Regions from separate parts of the Homo sapiens genome. Here region 2 is linked to region 1. A link is a loop called in an ENCODE intact Hi-C map of the cell type or tissue named here. Cell type or tissue: chondrocyte. All regions are shown on one strand. Links, peaks and the distances in the headings refer to the core of each region. The heading gives the core; the rest is flanking DNA. Region 1 overlaps ARHGAP25 (Rho GTPase activating protein 25). Region 2 has its middle 80 kb from the start of GFPT1.

The links. Peaks named below come from ENCODE experiments on the same cell type or tissue, not always from the same donor. Only the 100,000 strongest peaks of a DNase experiment are listed, where the experiment ranks them.
Region 2: a loop joins it to region 1, with 2.7 times the contacts of the local background. A loop is called at or near these places in 2 of 110 quality-filtered maps.

What each region holds. Positions count from the first base shown.
Region 1 is chr2:68,747,124-68,757,640 of GRCh38, reverse strand. The region is part of intron 1 of ARHGAP25 (Rho GTPase activating protein 25); the gene reads right to left. It overlaps LOC105374790 (a long non-coding RNA gene), which reads left to right. Exons shown (of 3, transcript XR_940225.3): 2 at 3,853-3,923; 3 at 4,066-4,154. Among named protein-coding and RNA genes, the nearest start is that of ARHGAP25, 18 kb to the right of the region's middle. In chondrocyte, for the core only: a CTCF peak has its summit at 5,722 (motif pointing left); a DNase peak (open chromatin) is centred at 5,713.
Region 2 is chr2:69,302,302-69,312,818 of GRCh38, reverse strand. No RefSeq gene overlaps it. Among named protein-coding and RNA genes, the nearest start is that of GFPT1, 80 kb to the left of the region's middle. RefSeq lists enhancers at 1,814-2,316, 5,432-5,481, 5,967-6,706 and a silencer at 5,712-5,861. In chondrocyte, for the core only: a CTCF peak has its summit at 5,315; DNase peaks (open chromatin) are centred at 5,304, 5,828, 6,209, 6,971 and 1 weaker place.

The DNA of each region.
Region 1 (10,517 bases), core at 1,328-9,327:
TTACTGCAAAGACAAGTAAAAAACTCCTTCAGCTTCTGTTTATCTGAGAATGTCTTAATTTCTCCCTTGCTTTTGGAGAATATTTTTTCTGCGTATAAAATTTCTAGTTGACAGCTGAAAAAAATAGCACTTTAAATATATCAGACCACTACTTCTGGCCTTCAAAGTTTCTGACGATAAATTTGCCCATAATCTTATTGAAAATTCCTTGTATGAGACAAATCAGTTTTCCCTCACTGTTTTCAAAATTCTCTTTGACTTTGGATAGTTTGATTATAGTGTATCTCGATGTGGGTCTCTTTCAGTTCATCAGCTGTCATTGAACTTCTTGGATGTTTATATTCATGTCTTTCATCAAATTTGGGAAGTTTTCCATCATTATTTCTTCAAATATTCTCTCTGCACCCTTCTCTCTTTTCCTTTTAGGACTCCCACAATGAGTAAGCTGGTCCACTTAATGGTAACCCAGATGTCTCTTAGGCTCTGATCACTTTTCTTATATTTTTTTCTTTGTATTTCTCATACTTGATAATTTTCACTGTCTTATCTACAAGTTTGTTGATTCTTTCTTCTGCCTGCTCAAATCTGCCTTTGAATCCCTCTTTTAAAATTTTCATTTCAGTTATTGTACTTTTCAGCTCCCGCATTTCTTTTTAGTTTCTTTCTTATGTTTTCTATCTCTTTTTTGATATTTTCATTTAATGCATACACCATTTTCTTGACTTTCTCCAAATTTTCCTTCAGTTTTTTAAGCATCTTTAAGATTTTTTTAAAAGTCTTTGTCTAGTAGATGTGCCATCAGGTCTTCATCAGGCACTGTTTCTGTTGGTCTTTGTTTTCCCCTTTGAGTGGGCCATACGTTTTTGTTTCTTTTTATGCCTCATAATTTTTTGCTAACAACTGGATATCTGAATCTAATGATATGGTAACTCTGGAAATCAGATTGTCTCCCTTCCTCAAGGATTTGCTGGATTTTGTTTGTTTATTGTAATTGTTGTAGGTTGCCAAGGATCAGCCTGAACTGCACACTTAAGAGTCTTCTTAGGTCTTTTCTGAGGCTGCACCTTCCCCTGGGCAAGTTCAATGTCTTTCCAACTTACCCCATATATGTGGTTGCTTTTGAATGTCTTAGTCTTCAATGTCTGGCTCCCAAAAAGGGAAAAGGAGAAAAATGAAGGAGACACAGGAAAAGGCACAAGCTCTTTAAATCCCCTGGAAGTCACTTCAGCCAGAGGGGGAGGTGCTTACAACAATAGGGAGAGTTGCAAACACATGGTTGCCATTTCTTTGTCTGTACCTTTGTGTTCAGAGGCAGGCATCAGTGATCACAACATAGATCCCTGTTATTTGTAGGACAGGGTTCATTTTTTCCCATTCGGCCCCTGCACGTTGAGCACAAGCTGCTACTGGAATGTATGCACATCTGGAAAGCCTGCCACAGGGCTAGGGGTAGAGGATGTGCAGCCACTATTGTGTTAAGAGCTGAAACTCACTGAAATTAAGTACAACTCACTGTCCAAGCCTCCTTCTGGAAGTTGCCAATTTTGATTAGACACCAGGGTCCCAAAATAGATACATCAGACAGACTTGGAAAGAGTAATTGTTGTCTAGGTGGCGGGATAGATTCTGCCATGTACACATAATCCTCTATGAGCTATATTTTAAGGGTATAATTTCATTAAATTTAATGCATATACCAAATAGAGATTCATCAAACATAAAATAACATGTTTTATAATAAGCTTGTTTAGGATACATTTAGAAAAGAAATAGTAAATATCTTAACGTAAAATTGTAGAAACAAAAGAAAGGGATTTGCTCCGTGTGCTCAAGAACAAATCAAATTTTTCCTCTTTCAACTTTTTAACTCAACCATTACCCCCACTCCTCTTTCTTAGCATTTTCTTATTGTATCAACTGTGAAACAAGCCAACTTAAAATCAGACGCAAGAGCGGTAGGTAGAAGTTGTACTCAGACTCAAGAAAAAAGCATGCAAAAATTTCTGTTCCTTTTAATATATGGGAAGAGGTTTCAAAATGCAAATAGATAAATGTAGCTAATTAATTGACTTTAACATTAAATTCAGTTAATACATAGCATGTATTATGCTATACCTGGGATTGATGGATTGGCGGGCGGTGAGTTTTCAGAATGCCATTTTGAATTAACTTGTATAATTTTGAAAAAGAGAATCCAGTATGATATATATTTTTTTATTTTGGAGTGTTCTGCCATAAAAATAGCACTGGTCATTACAATCTTCCAGCACTTTTCTCTGAGTGATAAAAGATATTTTGGAAAATGTGGCTTTTATGATCTTTGGGAGGAGGCCTGGAAAAGGAGGGTTGAGAGTTCAGAGTAACACAGGAAATCTGTGTTTATAATGCTTAAGTGTGTGGGTGTGTTCATGTGGGCAGTGCTGGAGAGAAAAAATAAAAGAAAATGTTTGCAAACCATTGCAAGCAGGAGTTGAACAAAAGACTCAAAGAGTCTGTAATATTTATGAAATGTATTCAATATTTACAGAATATACTGGATTGAGGTTATCAAAAACAACTCTTGACACCAAAAGCACAATCCATAAAAGAAAAACATGATATTTGACTTCATCAAAATTAAAACTAAGAGAATGAAAAGCAAACACTAAGAGAGTGAAAAGCAAGCCACATGTTAGGAGAAAATATTTGCAGATCACATATCTGAAAAAGGACAAAACTCAACAATAAGAAAACAAGAAAATTTTTTAATGAGCAAAATTTTGATCTGAGACTTTACCAAATGAAATGAGGCCAAACAGCCTTAGTCATTAGGAAAATGTAAATTAAAATCAAGATGAGATACTACTACAAATATATTAGAATAACTAACATAAATTTTTAAAAAACTAACAATATCAAGGATCAGTGAGAATTAGAAACAGCCAGAATTTCTATACATGGCCAGTAGGAACATAAAATGATACAGCCCCTCTGGGAAACAATTTGGTAGCTTCTTATAAAGTTAAATATATACCTATCATATGATCCAGCAGTAGCACTCCTCAATATTTACCCAAAAGAGATAAAACGTTATGCTCACACAAACTTATAAGCAAATATTTACAACAGTTTATTCGTAATGTCTAAAAGTTAGAGACAATCCCAATATCTTTCAAGTGATGAATAGATACATTCATACAATAGAATACCACTCAACAATAAAAAGGACAAAACTATCTATACAAGTCATAACATGGGTGAATCTCAAATGCATTGTGCTGAATAAAAGCAACCAGGCTTCAAAAAACACACATTATCATTTCATTTATATGACATTTTGAAAAAAGCAAAAGCATAGGAACAGATAACAAATGAGTGGTTGTCCAAGGTTTGGGCTGGGTGAGAGGGGCTGACTAGAAATAGATGAGAGGAGAAAATTTTTTTACAGTGATGGAACTCTTGATTGTGGTGGTTGTTACGTGGCTGTATGTATTTAACAAAACCCACCTGATTGCAGTTCAAAATGGTCAGGAGATCGAGACCATCCAGGCTAACATGGTGAAACCCCGTCTCTACTAAAAATACAAAAAAATTAGCTGGGCATGGTGGCGGGCGCCTGTAGTCCCAGCTGCTTGGGAGGCTGAGGCAGGAGAATGGCGTGAACCTGGGAGGCAGAGCTTACAGTGAGCCGAGATTGGGCCACTGCTCTCCAGCCTGGGTGACAGAGCGAGACTCCATCTCAAAAAAAAAAAAAAAATACATCTTACCGAATGACCATTTAAAAACATTGTTTTCATTTGCTCACATTTATTGCACATTTGTTACACAGAGCTGACATTCTCACCTCCTCCTGACCTTCAAATGTTTCCACAGATAATGCAAGTTCTGAAGTTCTGAATGAAAAAAATTAAGTGATATTTACTATTCTACAGCGACTTGTTGAGGTAAGTAACCTGAAAAAACATGAGAACGTGGGAAAGACTACATTCAAGAGCAACATCAAGCTAAATCTACCCCAGTGATCCGGGAGTAACATTTCAGAGTGGACAGATAGCACCCCATCATTTAGCTTTGTTCTTTTCACAGGTGCTAAGGAAAGCCATGCGATGCCACGCCTGGCAACAAACCCACACTGCTTCAACTTCCTGTGAAGAAAGCCCTACCATGATCCCCACCCACATTATTTATTTTGATGACCCAAACAAATAAGAAAATGTAGCCAGGAGTGTTTCCTTCCATAATTCAAGTAGTACTGGGTTTTAATACAAAGGAAAGCAAGATGCTGGGCAAGTTGGTGTGGTTAAAGACCCTGCACAGGAGTTCTCTTGTGGAAAGTAGCAGAAAACCCACTAATGTTCAGGAGCTCTGGGATCTAGTCTTGATTCCGCCATACAGCAACTTGCTGTGTTACTATATGAGCATTTCAGATAATTTCTCTACGTCTTTATTTTCCCATTGTCTCAGTTAATATCTTGGTTGCAAGAAACAGGTACCAAATCAAGTTGGTTTAATCTAGATACAGATAAATAGAAGGATAGATAGCTAATAGTTCTCAACTGGGGGGTGGTTTTATCACCCCCCCCATCCACCCCAAGTGGACATTTTGCTATGTCTAGAGGTATTTTTGGTTGTCATAACTGGGAGGATTGATGCTGTCATCAACTGGGTAAAGTCCAGGGACTACCCTACAATGCATAGGATGGCCCCCAACAATAAAGAATTATCTGGATCAAAATAGTGATGAGATTGGGAATCCCTGATATCTCTCTCTCTTTCTCTCTCTCTCTCTTTGTATATATACTATGTATATAATATTTATGTGTGTGTAATTTTTAAAGCATAGTATATTATTTCACAAAATCTAGGGAAATTTGGGGGGTTGGAAATCATGGCTCAGGAAGAGTAGAAATCAAGCACATTTTGCAGGTTTTGAGTTCTCAACAGAGTTCAAAGGCCTTCCTCTTAGTGCCCTCTGATTTCCAGGACTCACTTACAAATGCCCATTCTCTGTGAACCTCAGACTGAGGAGAAATGAAATAGACACAGCTTGAGTCAGCTGTTCATTCTGCTCTAGTTGGCTATGTCCAAGGGGGAATGTTCAAGCCAAAGTTCAAGCCAGTGACCATCCTTGGAGACTGGGTCAGGAGCCCTTAGAAAGGTGGAGTTGGGAAAACAGCCCTAAGGAGGCCTATTACATTTATCTATGAGATAACAATAATGCCACTGCTCTTCTGGAGACCTACTATCAAATAAAAGGTTGTGGGCCCCAGGGGAACTTGGAAACAGAAATGGCAGGTGTCTCCTTTAAATGGCATTCATAATATTTCTCTTTTTTTTCTATCTTGAAGAACAGATTTCATTTTTTACACTTCTATAAAACAAATGGAACCATGACTTATGTTCCACAATTTCCATAGCTGATTTCATGAACTTTAACAAGTTTTCCTTATTTATAGCAGTCCCAAGCTTTATTCCCTTAGAGATGTCAGGACGTGGAGGGTAATTTTGCTGCCTGCCCTCTATGCTTTAAAGACCAAGTGAATTGAAAGAACAGTAAATCCCTGCCCCAACACAATAAGTGAGGTCCAGAAGAATTTTACGTGGGGTCTAAAATTCAATCAACTATTCGTGGTCGCGTTATTTTGAAGCTAATGAAATGGATGCCAGGAACCTGCACAGCTTGCCAGTTGGTAGCGCCAACGGAAGCCCATGCCAAACTTGGCTGAGTTTGCCGCCATCTAGTGGCCACTCCCAGCGTCAGTTTACACCTCGCAATGAACAGGAAGCAGGCCTGTGGCTGGCCAGGACCAGCCTTCAGCAGGCCATTCTAGGATTTTCCCGGTTAGCTGTCGCTCTTGGATTGGTCCAGACCAGGAAGACTAATTATTACAGGATTACTTAATGAGGAGATTTTCTGTACTTGGAAACATAAAGCAATGGTTTTAACCTTTGTGAGATTACAGGCCCCTTTGAGAATCTGCCTATATGCATATAATTTTTCACACAATTTCTAGAGGGTTTTGGGCTTACTGAAGCTAATCCATGGACACAAAGGGAAAGACACTGAATATAAACCTGATACAGATGTTAGCTGGGTGTAATTGTAAGCCATTCTGAAGTCGTTTGGAACAGAAAGGGAAAATGGCAATGGCAGGTGTGCGAATAGGAGGAAATCTACTGCTAACTGGAGGATAGTAAGAGTCTTAACTGTCCTCTAAAATGTGCCAAATGCCCGTGGCTCTTTAGTTGTATTTATACATGCTATGTATCTCCACCTTAGCTTTCCACCCTTAAAATTGGTTCCTTGTTTTACATGCCTGAGTTTTTCCTGGCCCTTCCTATTCTCCTCTGGTTTCTATCCAAAGTCTCTAGTGGACCAACAATAGGTTTGGGTTGGGAGTCAGAATACTGCCTGGGATTAGGCCAGCACCCCCCATTGGCTGGGTGAGTGAGCAAGTCCTGCACCCTCCCTGGGCTCAGCGTGAGGATGAGCATCCTTTAACCCCTCTTAGGATGGAATGAGACACTGTGTACAAGTGAAAGACATTGAAAGAGTCAGAAATGGTAGACAATTTTTGGAGTCTGCAATGTTATTCCAAAAACAAGTCCTTCTAGGATACTCCACAGGTAATTCGTGCTTAAAGCGGGTGAAATAAATGTCAGCTGGACTTGCTGGGAGAGAAAGGATGTATTGTCCTATTTTCCAGGGGTCTGTTGACAAGTGGCATTAATAACTATTATTAGTGCCTCCTCCTCACTACTCACATTATAAGCAAAAAGCTTTCACCTTTGGTTTCAGTAACCCCTTAACACGTCACTTCTGACACTAATTCCCTGTGTGAGCAGGATCTGGGGCCGGCCCGGCCTCCACCCTCTTCTGTGCAGCCCTGACATCTGCAGAATCACAGACAGTCCGGTCTGCAGGGAACCTCAGAGAAGAAGGAATGCCTTTAACTAATTCAGGGCACTCAAACCACAACACACACACACAGACGCCTCTCACAGTGGAGGTACACATTTTCCAAAAATTAAAAAGTGCTCGGCCCGGTGCGGTGGCTCGTGCCTGCAATCCCAGCACTTTGGGAGGCCGAGGCGGGAGGATCACCTGAGGTCAGGAGTTTGAGAGCAGCCTGGCCGACATAGCAAAACCCAGTCTCTACTAAAAATACAAATACGCCGAGCATGGTGACAGGTGCCTGTAGTCCCAGCTACTTGGGAGGCTGAAGCAGGAGAATCGCTTGAACTAGGGAGGCAGAGGTTGCAGTGAGCCAAGATCATGTCATTGCACTCCAGCCTGGGTGACAAGAATAAAACTCTATCTCAAAAAAAAAAAAAAAAAGTGGCTTCATGGGGCTGGGCGCAGTGGCTCATGTCTGTCATCCCACCACTTGGGGAGGCCAAGGTGGGAGAATCACTTGGGGCCAGGAGTCCAAGACCAGCTGGGCAATAGAGCAAGACCTCATCTCTACAAAAAGAAAAAAAAAAAAATCAGCCGGGCATGGCGGTGCACGCCTGTGGTCCCAGCTACTTGGGAGGCTGGGGTGGGAGGATTGTTTGAGCCCAGGATGTTGAGGCTGCAGTGAGCTGTGATCACACAGCTGTACTCCAGACTGGGCGACAGAGCAAGACCCTGTCTCTTTAAAAAATAAAATTTAAAAAAGGGCCAGGTTACTCAAAGCTGTACTCTGGAATATTAAATAATGTTTTAATGTATATTTTTAGAGAAGAAAATTTTGCAAAACTCAAAACCACTATGATAAAGTAACAAAATTGCAAACATTTTGGGAATGTGTTGCCATTGTGCTGTGGCTCTGGGTCTTAGCAACACTTATGGCACAGATCACAAACTTTGCTGCATATCCAGTCACTTGGGAGCTTAGAAAAGTTCGAATACCTAGACCACAGCCCTTGTTACTTAAATCCATGTCTCTGGAGTGGAACCTGAGCAGGTGAATTTTTTTAAACCTCCCCAGGACAGCCACGTTTGGTAACCACTAACTTAGTGCAGGAGTTGAGAATGTTCAGCTCAAGCACTGAGGCTGCCTTTGCATGATTCCCTTTAGCCTCAGGGTGACTGCTCTGATCGACAAAGCTATCGACACTCGCAAGCACTGGGGTGCTCACAGAGAATAAATTAAAGGCCATGAAAACTGCAAGACGGGAAATGGTTAAGAGGCTTACAGTGGAATCTAGGCTTGAAAGGGAGGTAAGAGAAGTGGATGAATGTGAGATCTAGGTAGGAGGTGGACAGGACTGACGGTGCAGTCAGTTGGGGAAGGAGGAGGTCATGAGGCCAAGGGATGGCTCAAAGATGACCTAGTTCCTGTGATACAAGGTGGCAGAATGTCAGTCAGTTACATAATTTGCAGAGCCCAGTGCAAAATGAAAATGTAGAGCCCCTTGTTCAAAAATCATTAAGAATTTTAGGATGGTCACAACAAAATAACAAATTCAGTGTGGAACCCTTCTAAGCATAGGGCCCAATGTAATTGGTCCTCTCTTCCACCCACATCCATCCTCCACTTGTTCTTCCTCCTTCTTCCTTCCATCTGCCTCTCCCTCACCCCTGTATGCTGGTATCTCTCTCCCTCTCTCTCTAAGCTTCTCTGTCTTTCTTTCTTCCTCTCCCTTGCCCATCCTCGCCTCTAATCACAGTTACCCACTAAACCTAACTGCCCATACTACAAAACTGAGGTTTAATTCTCATGTTTGGATTCCTGAGCAGAGCTACTTTTCCCAGGGCCCCTGAGTCTGAAGGATTTCTCTGCCCACACTTGAGTTTCAATCATCAAGAAGACTTTGATTATAGGAGCAAGACATACCCCTTGTAGCTCTGTTCAGTAGTCTAAGCCTTAATGACTTAAGACCTGACCGCCCTCAGGGATAGCTAAATGCTCAGTCACCCACATGCTGTTCCAAATTAGCTTCAGAAACCAAAAGCCCCACTTCCCTCTCCATAAGAAAGTCAGAAATATCTCTCTCTGGACCAAACTGTTGTTCAATCACTAATAAGGACAGGAAAAAAAAATGCTTTGGACTCATTTTAACTTACTTAATTTCACTGGGCTGCAGAAAAGTTAACAGGCCACAGGCTATTCCACAAAAATCTCTTTGATACCTGTAATGTGACAGAAACTGTTCTTGGCAGTGACTATCTAAAAGTGCATGAAACAGGCAAAGCCCTGCCTTCAGAAGCTTATGATCTAGTGCAAACATGCAAAGGAATGAGATCGTTTCAGGCACAAATAACAGTATAAAGAAAAAATGTAAGATAATGGGATAAAGAGAGATTGGATTTGCAGGGGCTAATTACAGCTAATTATATGCTAGGGTCAGGAAAGACCTCTTTGAAGAGATAATATTTGAACTAAAACTGGATGGAGTGGAGGAAAGGCCATGGTAAGATCTGGGAAGCACATTTCAGGGAGAACAGCAGACAGGCCTTGAGATGGTGGCTATGAGCACTGGATGTTCAGAAAACTGTTAATAGAAGGAGGGTGTGGCTGGGACACAGTGTGGGAGGAGCAGAGGACTACAGGTGGGTGGAGACAGAGGGGAAGGGGCCTGATCCCACGGGCATAGATCATGAGTTTGAATTTAATCCTAAGTATACTGAAAATTTTAATGAGGAACTGACACATTTGATTTCCACTTTTAAAAGATGTCGAGTCTGGCCACTGTGCAGAAAATACATGGTCCAGGACAAGAGTGGAGGCAGGAAGCCAAGTCAGCTAACTATTTCCTAGACTAGGCAAGAAATGGCAGTGTTTACAGCATTGGAGATAACGGAAATAGTCAGATTAAGGACATAAATTGGTGGTGAATCCAAAAGTCTTTTCTGGTGGATTAGATCTGGAGTGGAAGGGGAAAACATGAATGAAGATGACTCTAGGTTTTTAGCCTGAGCAACTCGGTGAATAGTAGAGCCTTTTGCAAAGGGCAGGTGAACTGGGTGTGGAGGGGTGGGAAGAGGGATGATTCAGAATTCTGTGTTGGACACACTGGGGGAGGGAAGCCCGTGAGATATTCAGGTGGAGATGTGGGGCCATCCAGAACCCAGAAGAGACGTTGGAGCTAATGTATGAAAGTTAAGGTAGGACTTAAAGCCATGGAAAGGGCTTTAAAGGTTTTAAGGTTGGATAAACGGAAGAGGACGGGGGACTGAGCCCTGGGACCGGAGCCAGCTTCACAGAAAACCTGTACACTCATACAGCACTCCATGCTTAGATGGTCCCTGCACTTGGTGTAATGCTTTGCTGTCACTATGTTGAAATTCTTAATAATTTTTGATCAAGGGACCCCACATTTTCATTTTGTACTAGGCTCCACGAATGATGTGGCCAGTCCTGCTTGGGACACTTCATTGTTAAGAGATCTGGTAGAGAAGGAGACTTCATGAAAGCAGACTCAGGAAGAGTAACTAATGAGGTAAGGGAAAGCCAGGGGGCACAGTGTCAAGGAAGTCTAAAAAATTTTTTTTCAAGGAGAAAATGCCTGATTGTGTCAAATGCTGCAGGACAGTTGAGTAAGACGAGGAC
Region 2 (10,517 bases), core at 977-8,976, 560 kb before region 1:
CTTGTTTCAGCAGCCACAGGAAACAATTCAGAGGCTTTGCACATCTTTCGTTATATTTATTCCTAGGTATTTGATATTTTCTGTTGTTCTTAAAATGATATATTTTTAAAAGCTGTTTGTTGCTGTTATGGAAAATCCAGTGAAATTTGCTGTGTTGATTTTTGTTTGCTGCAACTTTGCTAAACTTACTTGTTAATTCTAATGGATTTTTCTAGGTATATACTCATATTACCTGTGAATAACAGCACGTTTGTTTCTTTTCTTCTAATCTTTACGTATTTTTAAAAAATTGCTCTACAGTGCTGCCTAGGGCATCCATTACAGTTTGAACTGAAATGGTAATGGAAACATCTTTGTTTTGTCCCTGATCTCAAAGGAAAGGTTTCAACATTTTATCATTATATTTACTGTAGACTTTTGTAGATACTCTCTATCAGGTTAAGAACTTTTTTCTTCTTCTTCTTGGTTTCTAAGAGGTAGGGGGTTTTTTGTGTGTTGCTTTTTTGCTTTTGTTTTTGAGCAGGGTCTTGCTCTGTCACTCAGGCTGGAGTGCAGTGGCGTGATCCTGGCTCACTGCAACCTCCACCTCCCTGGTTCAAGCGATTCTCATGCCTCAGCCTCCCAAGTACCTGTGATTTCAGGTGCCTGCCACCACGCCTGGCTAATTTTTTTGTATTTTTAGTAGAGACAGGGTTTCACCATGTTGGCCAGGCTGGTTTTGAACTCCTGAGCTCAGGCAGTCTACCCGCCTCGGCCTCCCAGAGTGCTAGGATTACAGGTGTGAGCCACCACGCCTGGCCGAAACATCATCTTTAGATCTCATAGTTTTATTGTGTCCATTGTACAACCTCAGGCAAGAGTGTGCGGGAGCCACGACTCTGTCTTCCTGGAGGGGGAAATGTTCATTGAAATTTGTTCAGGAACCATTTTCTCTTTATATATGTGGACAGAGCCACTGAAATCTATTGTTTGAACCTTGGTATGGGAGGGAGCACTGTGTGCTCACGCAGACCTGGATCTCAGTGAAATAATAGGGGCAAAAGGACCTTGCATATAGTTGCTTATATATTTATAACACTTTGAAGAAAGTAATGATGTAAAAGTCCAGATTTATGCTAATATTTTGTTTAGCTTCTCTTTCCCTGCTCTGAGGATTGGTGCTAGAGCTAAAGAGAGAGACATCATTTTCTCAGTGTTATGTTTGGATTGAAACACCAGGATAAGCCAGTTTGCCCTTATCTGAAAGTCATTTTGATTCCCGTCTACCCTGGGTTGAGTTAGAAATGTGTGAAATGAATCCTGAGTTGAGGTGTGAAAAAGCAAATGAAGATCTTACACACATATTCATTGAAAGAATGTCTATAAAAGGGCTTTTAATGCTGCAATATAGGTAACATGTGTAATACCTGTAACATGTGGAAGGTAAAACTCATCAGAAATGTGAATGGGAAGTAGAAAATCAAGAGACAGAGACAGCATTATTTATTCTCTATTAAATGAAGAACTTTAAAAACGTTGAAAAGTAAGCAAAACTATGGCCAGCCAAGTAAGAGAAGCAGAGAAATACCAAAACTGACCAAACTCAATAAATAACTTTAACTTGGCTTATTGCAACATCACAGTATCTCTGCAGGTCTGGTTCCATATCAGGCTGTTTCCCTAATGTATCTCTAGGAGAACATTTCAAGTCAAAGACATACTTTATGCTCAGCCATAAATCTCATGCTTTATATGCTTGAAAATAATAAAAGTTCTAGAGTCGAGTTAATTTCACTTCTTTCTTTTATATTATTAATGCTCCCATCCTTTTGGAGATTGGAATGTGGAATGCAATGTGGCAAATATTAAAAAGTGGGAAAAGATGTAGGAAAATAATCTGATGTCAATTTTCTTTTCCCTTGGAGTGGAGCAATCCTTTCCCCCAGAGCTCAGGCCCAGCTTGGCTTCTCGGCAGCCTCAGGCGGCCACACGGAGAGGGTGGCTCTCCCACCTGCCTTCTTGAATGGGCTCTCTCGGATGGAGAGGTTGGAGAAGGGACCCCACTTGGGGCTAAGTGGATACAGATGTGCTTGGACATGTCGGAATGGGGCGGCCTGGCCACCCAAAAGACTTCTTGTGGGGAGGGCCTGAGGAGCTTCCTGCAGGGCAGAAATGATGAGTTTGCCCTCAGCCACAGGAGGAAGCTTAATGCGGAGAAGGGCCACCTGCCACCACTTGGACTGGCCCTGGGATCTGTGGCCGGGATCTTTGGTTGGCCGGGGCATGTGAGTAAACTCTAAGGTCATCTGCTGACAATGCCTGTGAGGCAGTGGGCACAGCGGCCTGGTTTGGGGCGTGTTTCTTGAGTGTAGCACAAAGGGAGGCGAGGGGCTCTCCTCGGAGCAGCCTCCTCACCCACCACCAAGTGCTTTGACTTCCAGGGACAGCACAGAGGTGATGCAGGTCCTATCGGGCCCTGTTGCGGAGACAAGCCGCCCTACGTCTGGCAGTGGATTTGTTCAGGGCCACATCCAGGCACACGACCCAGAGGACTCAGAGACCTCCTAGGAGGCAAGGCCCTTGCAAGCAAGTGGGAGAAACACCTGGAGCCAATGGGATCTGGGTTCCTGTGGGTCACATGTTAGTGTCATTTCATCGGCCCTGCAGGCTTGGGAGGCCCAAGGAAACTTGGGTTACATAAAAAGGGAAAAGCATACTGTAGTTTGGCAAACAAAATGCGTCTTTGTGTGTGAGAGTGTGTGTGAGAGAAATGAGCTTTCATTTAGAAGCATCGGCAGCGGTTCTAACTGGTTCCCAAGTCCTTTTAAAATGATATTTTCTGAGCCTGGAAACCAAGCAGGCAGATCATGGAATTTTGGCTGGAGATGTTTTTTTAAAAATGTAGGCTAGCAATGAAAAAGGAGGTGGTAATTTGGCTCTGAGGCCTTTACGGGCTGCAGAGCAAACCCAGCAGGGTTACCATGGCGGCGCTTCTACTGTTTATATAAACAAAGGTTTTTTTCCTGACAAACATACTTCATATTTAATAATCTTCAATCCACAGGGGCCTCTTCCCTCTCTTTGTGTGTCGCTAGTTCAAGCCATTTGGAACTGGGGAGAGTTTTATTATTGCATGTGGTTGTTTTCAGGCACCCAATACACTTCAGAATTAAGTGTTAAGTGCTGGTATCTTGAAGTGCAGGGTGAGAGGTAGTCCGTGATTGTAAGAGAGATGAACCTGCATGAGAAAATGCAAAACAGGCTTTTCCTGGGTCCAGAGTCTCCTGGGCCAGCCACACCCAGCATTCAGAAGTAGACACTGCCACAGTAATTCAGTTCACACTCCCAATACAACTTGCACAGCACCTACCACACCTCTCTGAGTGGCACCGCAGCCTTCAGATTACCACTGCCTGAGATGTCCACTTCCTGTTAGCCCATATCTAATTATGTGTGGAGACTTAACAAATCCTGTATTGTGAGAGGACTCCTCTGGTTATGGGTAACAGAAACCCTACTCTATGGAACTGAAGCACAAAAGGGGACTTAGAACTGGATCGTGTCACTGGAAATGCCAGGGTAACCTGGCTTCAGGAATCACCGACCCAGCTTGTGTGCCTGTATCCCAGATTCTGGCACATCTGACATAATCCCTGTGACCCTCCTCTCCATAGTTTCCCCATAGTCTCCAGGAAGACTCCGTCTTTTTAGACATGTTGGGTCTGACCTAAGGACTTTGAGTGTTCTCAGGCATTTCTCTAGGGACACAGAGTGACCAGAAATGCCAGCCAGCTTGGGCAAAGCCACTTGCCTTTTCCTCCCTCTGGAACATCCAGCCACCTCTCTAGACCTGCCCAGGAGCTCAGAGCAGCCTAGGAGGTCCTCTCAGTTGTTGCCCCCTCACTGTCCTCTGGGGTCTCCAGAGCCAGCAGGGAGTACTGAGGGTCCCTCCCAGCTGCAAGCTCCAGAATTCTCTACAGATGCCACTGCCAGGGTTACCCTGTGAATAAACTGGTTCTACTCCAAGGGTGTCACACGTGCATGATGTAGGTAGACATGGCATCGGGACTCCAATGATCCCAGACAGAATCTGCATGACCTCCTGTGAATATCGCCAGCAGCAGCCAATCTGTGGGTCCATATTTTGGCTTAATTCCCCCAGCTTTGGGGTCCTTCATAACGACAGGACATTGGTGTCCTCCTCCACCACTCCAAATGCCACAGGCATTTATCAAAGTCCCCAGGAGTTTGCGTGTGTGTTTAGGAAGAAGCCCATTACGTCTTCTGCGGGTCTGGGTTAGCAATCGTCTGCACCTGTTGTGCCCTCTCCTCAGGGCCCATGCCTTGCCCCGCAAGCTGGTCACCCCACAGCGGCTGCTCCTGAGGTATTACCAGGCTCAGTTCTTGCACTGAGTGGGGCTGGGACCACATACCACAGGGTCACTCTCTCATTCACTGCTCCACCATCTCCTTTCCACTAAACTTTCTTCTGCACTAAAAGATCCTCATATCCCCTGCCATGAACACCACAGCCATCTATTTCAGCAGGTGACCCCCTGTTAAACAGAGCCACCAGAGAGACCCCCAGGAGCACAGCGCTGGTTGGAGAACACCACAGCTGGGGTCTAGATGTCCTCATTCTCGGCCTTCTTCTTTTATACCCAAACGATGCTTTCTCTGTTAATAATATCTGAGAGAACTGTTGCTTAAAAATGTAAAACGAAACCACCGTGTAAATGGAGCGGGGTCTTCCTTGGAAAGTCTAACCTTGGGGGCACCTAGTTGATGTAAAGAAACCACTGGCTGTCAGAGGGGAAGGGGGATTTGAGGACAGCCGAGTCAGGGAGCGTGGAGCAGCCAGGCTTTGTGGCAGGGCCTTCCACAGGGGCATGCTGGAGCTCAGCACTGAGAGCACCGGGAAGAGAGGGACAGCAATGGGCACCTCAGCCCCTCAGCAGGAGAAGATGGCGACCGCCACAGTGGCCCAGACTCCTGGAACTTCTGAACTACTTGGTAATTGGTTGGAATTTTCGGGGGTCCGCAGAACCCACAGTTCTCCAGGTGGAGCCGAACCAGAAAAATGCTACTTTGTGGTGTTACTGTGACCCCCACCCCCGCGCCGTATCCACCCCAGGTGCATTGATTAGGAAGTTGGTTCTGGCTATTTAAAACAGTGCTGAAACAGGTGGGTGTGAGCGGGGGAGCGGAATCACACAAACCGCGCTGGTCACAGCAGAGGAGCGCCCCACACGACAGCCTTGCGGAGACGGGCAGCGGCCACACGGGGGCAGCGCCTTCCCAGCCTGAATGAGCACAGACGCCGCGAAGCCCCCGAGAGTCGAGAGGAAGCGCAGTTAAGGGGCGGCCACGCGTCTCGGCCCTGTGCCCTTCCTTACATTTCTCGCTCTGCGGGGCGCGCCATGCCTGCAAACACAGGGCATCAATGGTCTTGGGAGGCTGGAATGTGGGGTGTGCAGAATCCATCCAGCGCAGTCTAGGGCAGGACCCAAGGGACACCCTGTGGGGGTGCTCTGGGCTGGTCCCCTCCAAGCCCCTCTGCCCGCTCCCTGATCTCACTCAGATCGGTCCCCTCTCCCTCAGAGAGCGGCCCTTGAGCTTCAGGCACTTTTCTAGGCCCTGGGGGCACAGCCGTCCCGGGGCGCCGTCTGGAGGGCAGGGACAGTAGTGTCCCCGCAGCGCCTCCTACCTGCCACCACCTCCACCTGTGCCGGGAGCCCCAGACCCGCCGGCCGAGCCGGGTGCGGAAGAGGCTGCAGGCGCCCGGGGCCCGGCCTTCGGAAGTAGGGGTCGCAGAGGGGCTCCGGCCTTGCGGTATCTTGTGTCGGCCGCACCCCAGGGTGTGGCTCTGGAACGGGTAGTGGGGAAGCTGCGGCGGCGCGCAGTGATCCCAGCGGGGCGTCTGGAGACAACAGAAGGGGCGGTGCTCACGGGACCGGCGTCTTTCCCGGGGGCCACAGTCGGGCCAGCGGGGCATCTCTCCGGACGGCCCCTCCCCGCTCTCTCTGCTCGGATGTTCACGCTTCCACCCTCAGCGCGGGGCCGCCCTGCCTCCCCCTCCGGAGCCCCCAAGCGGGTGTCAAGGGCAGCCGCACCCACGCGGAAAGCTCAGTTTCCCCTCCTGTCCTTTAGGTTTCTGTGGCTTCTTTCTGCCTCCGTAGCTGGAGCCAGGACGTGGCCGTGGTCCGGGAGAGCTGCGCCCAGAGTCCCGGCTTCCTGCGTGAGGGGGAGCGGCTGGGAAGCGGGTTCCTGGCGGCTGGACCACCGCCCCAGGTGGGCGTGCGAACTCAGGGCCTGGATTCGCACACAGAGAGCCCTCCTACAGCTGTGCACGCCCCGCGCCGGCTCCCCTTCCTGGTTTTTGATGGATACAGCCGGTCCCAGGCCCACCAGTTTAAATGAGTTTAAATCCCCACGCAGCCGACATTGAGGAGAGAATTCAGGAAGCTGGCACGGCTGCATCTCCAGCCAGAAGGTTTTGTGTCTGACATTTGATTGCAAATTGCAACGTTTCAAGGCTTTATAGCTCAGGGGTTGAAGGCAGGAGAGGGAGCCTATCTGTAAATATCTTTCTCCTTAAAATGTGGTCTCTCCCGCCTCTCTTCCTTTTGGCTCCTTTCCTTTTTTTTGGCACAGGAAGATGGCTGAGGTCAGCGAGGCTGGGTTGTTTCCCTGTCCACAGCGCATTAGGGACCAGAAAAGAATGTTGGTGTCTCTAAGGTGAGCTGCTGTCGCCTCAGGGTCCCGGGCTGGGGGTGACAAGGGCTAAGCTAAGACGAGGCCCCTAGGTGAGTGGATTTTGCATTGATTTGGAAGCTGGTTCAGGCTATTCAAAACAGTGCTGAATTCTTTGATGTTGAGGTCGCTTTGGACCTCGAGGTCCCACTTATGCCGGCTTCTTGCTCCAGGAGCGACGGCCCTGGTAGAGAAAGGGAAGTCGCGCAGCCTCTCAGGTGGCCAGGTCTCCCGCTAACCCCCACTGGCAGCTTGTCTGAGGTCTGACTGCAGAGCTGTCCGAAAGGAGCTGGGCTAGGAGATGCCAGTGGGATGTCCCAGCCACACAAAACTGCAGGCAGAAATGGGTTGACCATGCCTCAGTCTTGACTGCCCCACCCATTGCCCACCCCAGTGCCTGACCAGCTTGCAATGACTTGACCAGTACATGTGACCCTCAGCAGCCACCTGCTAATATAAGCTCCCATTTCAATCCACTTCACATGCCACCTGCCCATTCAGGACCCTCACCTCCAACGCCCCCCCCCCCCCCACCCCTTGCTGCAGCATGCCTCAACTCCCCAGGCCTTGCTCAGCCTGCTGTCTTAGAAGAACTGGTCGTGTGTGGTCCAGGGCTCTGGGCTCTGGCCTCTGCATCGTGTCAGCACGTGGCTGCCCTGGGCTGGAAGAGGGACGCTGCTGTCCCTTCTGGTATTCTGGGCAAGGGGATGAGGAGGCTTTTCTCCAAGGCCCTGTAACGCAGCTGAGATCAGGCTGAAATTTTTAGCAGGACCGTCCTGGAGGCTTGGACAAGCACAGGGCAGTGAGGTGCAGTCCACCTCCCAGGGTGGTGGCTACTAGGGCCATAGGAGCATCCTTGGGGAGATGGGGACCCCCCGCAGAGTTGTAGCTGCCATCATCTCTCCCCCAGAGAGAGGGTTCTACCTGCTCTCTATATTCAGGAGAGAGGATGAGGACTTCCATTCACCTTTGGGACAGCCTTTACTTTGTCCCCGGGCCCAAAGAGAAGAGGAAATTCCTTTTTCCTGCAGCCCGGGACTCAGATCCTCTCATTTCTGTGCCTTGGTCTGTCTGTGCCTAGGACACTTGACAGTGGGGTTCATCCAGTTGCGGAGAGAGAGAGGGACAGTAGCCCCATCCTCAGCGACAGCAGCCCCACCCTCAGCGACAGCCCCACCCTGGGCCCTGCAGGCTGCGCTCCACAGAGCCACAGCTGCTATCAGCGCACTCGGGTATCAGCCGCGCACGGGGGGATGTCGGGAGCTCAGTGCATTCCTTTCCCTCCACCCACCCTCAGATCAGGCAGCACTCATGTCTGCCTGGAACATCTGCGTTCAGATTCCTGGAGGCTTCGCAGTTACCTTCAGGGATAATGTGGGCATTTGCTTCACTCAAGATGGTTTTCCTAGAAAAGGGCAAATCTGACTCTGGGGTGAATTTAGGCATCAACTCATATGGAAGTAAACTGCTGGATCCTTGAAGTACAGCTTATGCAGAGTTTAAAAATTCTCCAGGTTTGGGTCCAAGCTACAGCATCACTTTCCATGGCTTTCTCTCCTCTCATCTGTCTCCTATTCTCCACCCTAGCTATTTGAAAGCTCCCCATTCCTCTCAATTCTCCTACCACCCCCTTCCCCAACTGCCTGCCCTCAATTCTGGGTGGCTGCCCTAATTTGGGGTGAAAATAGAAGCCAGCAATCCACCATCCCTCAGCTTCCCATCGACTCACCTGCACAAAGAGGCATGGTGGCTCCTAGCCTCTCCTTTTCTCCTGTCACACTGGAGAAGGCTCACCACCCTGCCAAACCTGGCCCTCCTGCATCTGGGAGGAGGAGGCAGGCAGCAGGAGGCTCTGTAGGCAGCCTCTAAAAAGACCCTGGCTTCCATCTTGCTTGCCCTGTCCTGCTCTTTGACTTGCTCACTCTGCTGAAAGCTGGGTACTGTGTTGTGAGCTGCCCTGCGGAGAAACTTGTGAGGCAAGGAGCTGAGTTCTTTGGTTCAATAGCCTGTAAATAACTGAATTCTGCCAATAACCACATGAAGGGCTTGGAAGTGAGCCCTCCTCCCTCAGATGAGCCTTCAGATGAGACCACATCCCAGCTGACTGCAGCCTCATCACAGACCCTGAGCCCAAGGACCCAGCTACACCAGTTCAGATTCTTGACTCACAGGAATTGTGAGAAAATAAATGTTTATTATTTTCAACTGCAAAATTTGGGAATAATTTGTTACACAGCTATAGATAATGAATACAATGGTTCTCAGACTTGTTAATTTCTCAGCCCTGAAAATTTTGGAAAAAATTGGGGATTCATATAAATTTCCCAGCTTTTTATTTTACAAAATATGTCTTGAAAAATGATAACCACTCTTTTCTTTCCTTATTGTTGTTATAAATGAAGGATCAACATTTCATTTTAATTATTTTTTATGTAGGTATTATTTTCACTTTGGGAGGCCAAAGTAGGAGGATCATTTGAGGCTAGGAGTTGGAGACCAGCCTGTGCAACATAGTGAAACCTCATCTCAATGAAAAAGGTATTATTTTCATACAGTACAATTTGTCTGTTTAAAATCTGAAGGTCAAAAGTAGTTGCTGCAATTTCCCAGCCAACAGGAAGGGAGAGGATGTGTCCATAGCAGATGTCTTCAAGCAAATAGCTTTGAAATTTCACACCTAACTTTTGCTGAGATATCATTGGCTCAAAATAAGTCACACAAGCAACCCAGCTGTATGGCAGGCTGGGAAATGTAGACTCTAGTTGGTTAATTAAATGCCCACTTAAAAGCCAGGGGATTCTATTATTATGGAAGGAGACAGTTCTGTGTTGTCTTCTAAATTGTCAGCCTCTGCCTCTCTTCTGGATTCTATCCATCAGCATGTCATGGGCTTCTCATTTAAAAAAGCACCTCCTTTGACTGCACACGCCGCACGCTCCTTGTTAGCACCTGCCCTTCCTCTTCCTTAAACTCTTTTCCCTTTTTCCTCACTTCCATTCACTCCTCAACCCTAGGCAGTACAGCTATTCCCTGACACTCCTCTGAGACCAGTGGTCTTTTTTTGTTGAATTCATTCTTTTCAGAGCCTCCCTTACTGGCTGTCTCTGTAGCTTCCAGCACGTTGATACTCTCTCCTGGAATACTCTGTGTCCTTCACTTATTTGCTTTTATAGCCTCATGTTTTCTACATTAATTGTAGTCACTCATAGACAGCCCCTGCTATGAATGACTCCTTTTCTGCTTTCTTCTTCCTTTTTTTTTTTTTTTTTTTTTTTTTTGGAGATGGAGTTTTGCTCTTGTTATCCAGGCTGGAGTGCAATGGCACGATCTCAGCTCACCACAACCTCTGCCTCCTGGGTTCAAGCAATTCTCCTGCCTCAGCCTCCTGAGTAGCTGGGATTACAGGCATCCACCACCATGCCCAGCTAATTTTTTTTTTTTTGTATGTTTAGTACAGACAGGGTTTCACCATATTGGCCAGGCTGGCCTTGAACTCCTGACCTCAGGTGATCCACCCACCTCAGCCTCCCAAAGTGCTGGGATTACAGGTGTGAGCCACTGCGCCTGGCCCTTTTCTGCCTTCTATTATCTCTCAGCATTTCCCAGGGCACTTTCATCTTATTTTCTCCTTCCACTCCATACACTTATTCTGAGCAGATCCACTTCTAGGATAAACCAGTTAGGATTGTGTTTAGCTGCATGTAACAGAAACCCAGCAAATAGTGGCCAGCACAAGCAGGGGGTTAATTTCTAATGAAGCAGGGAGTCTGGGGGCTGGCCAAGAC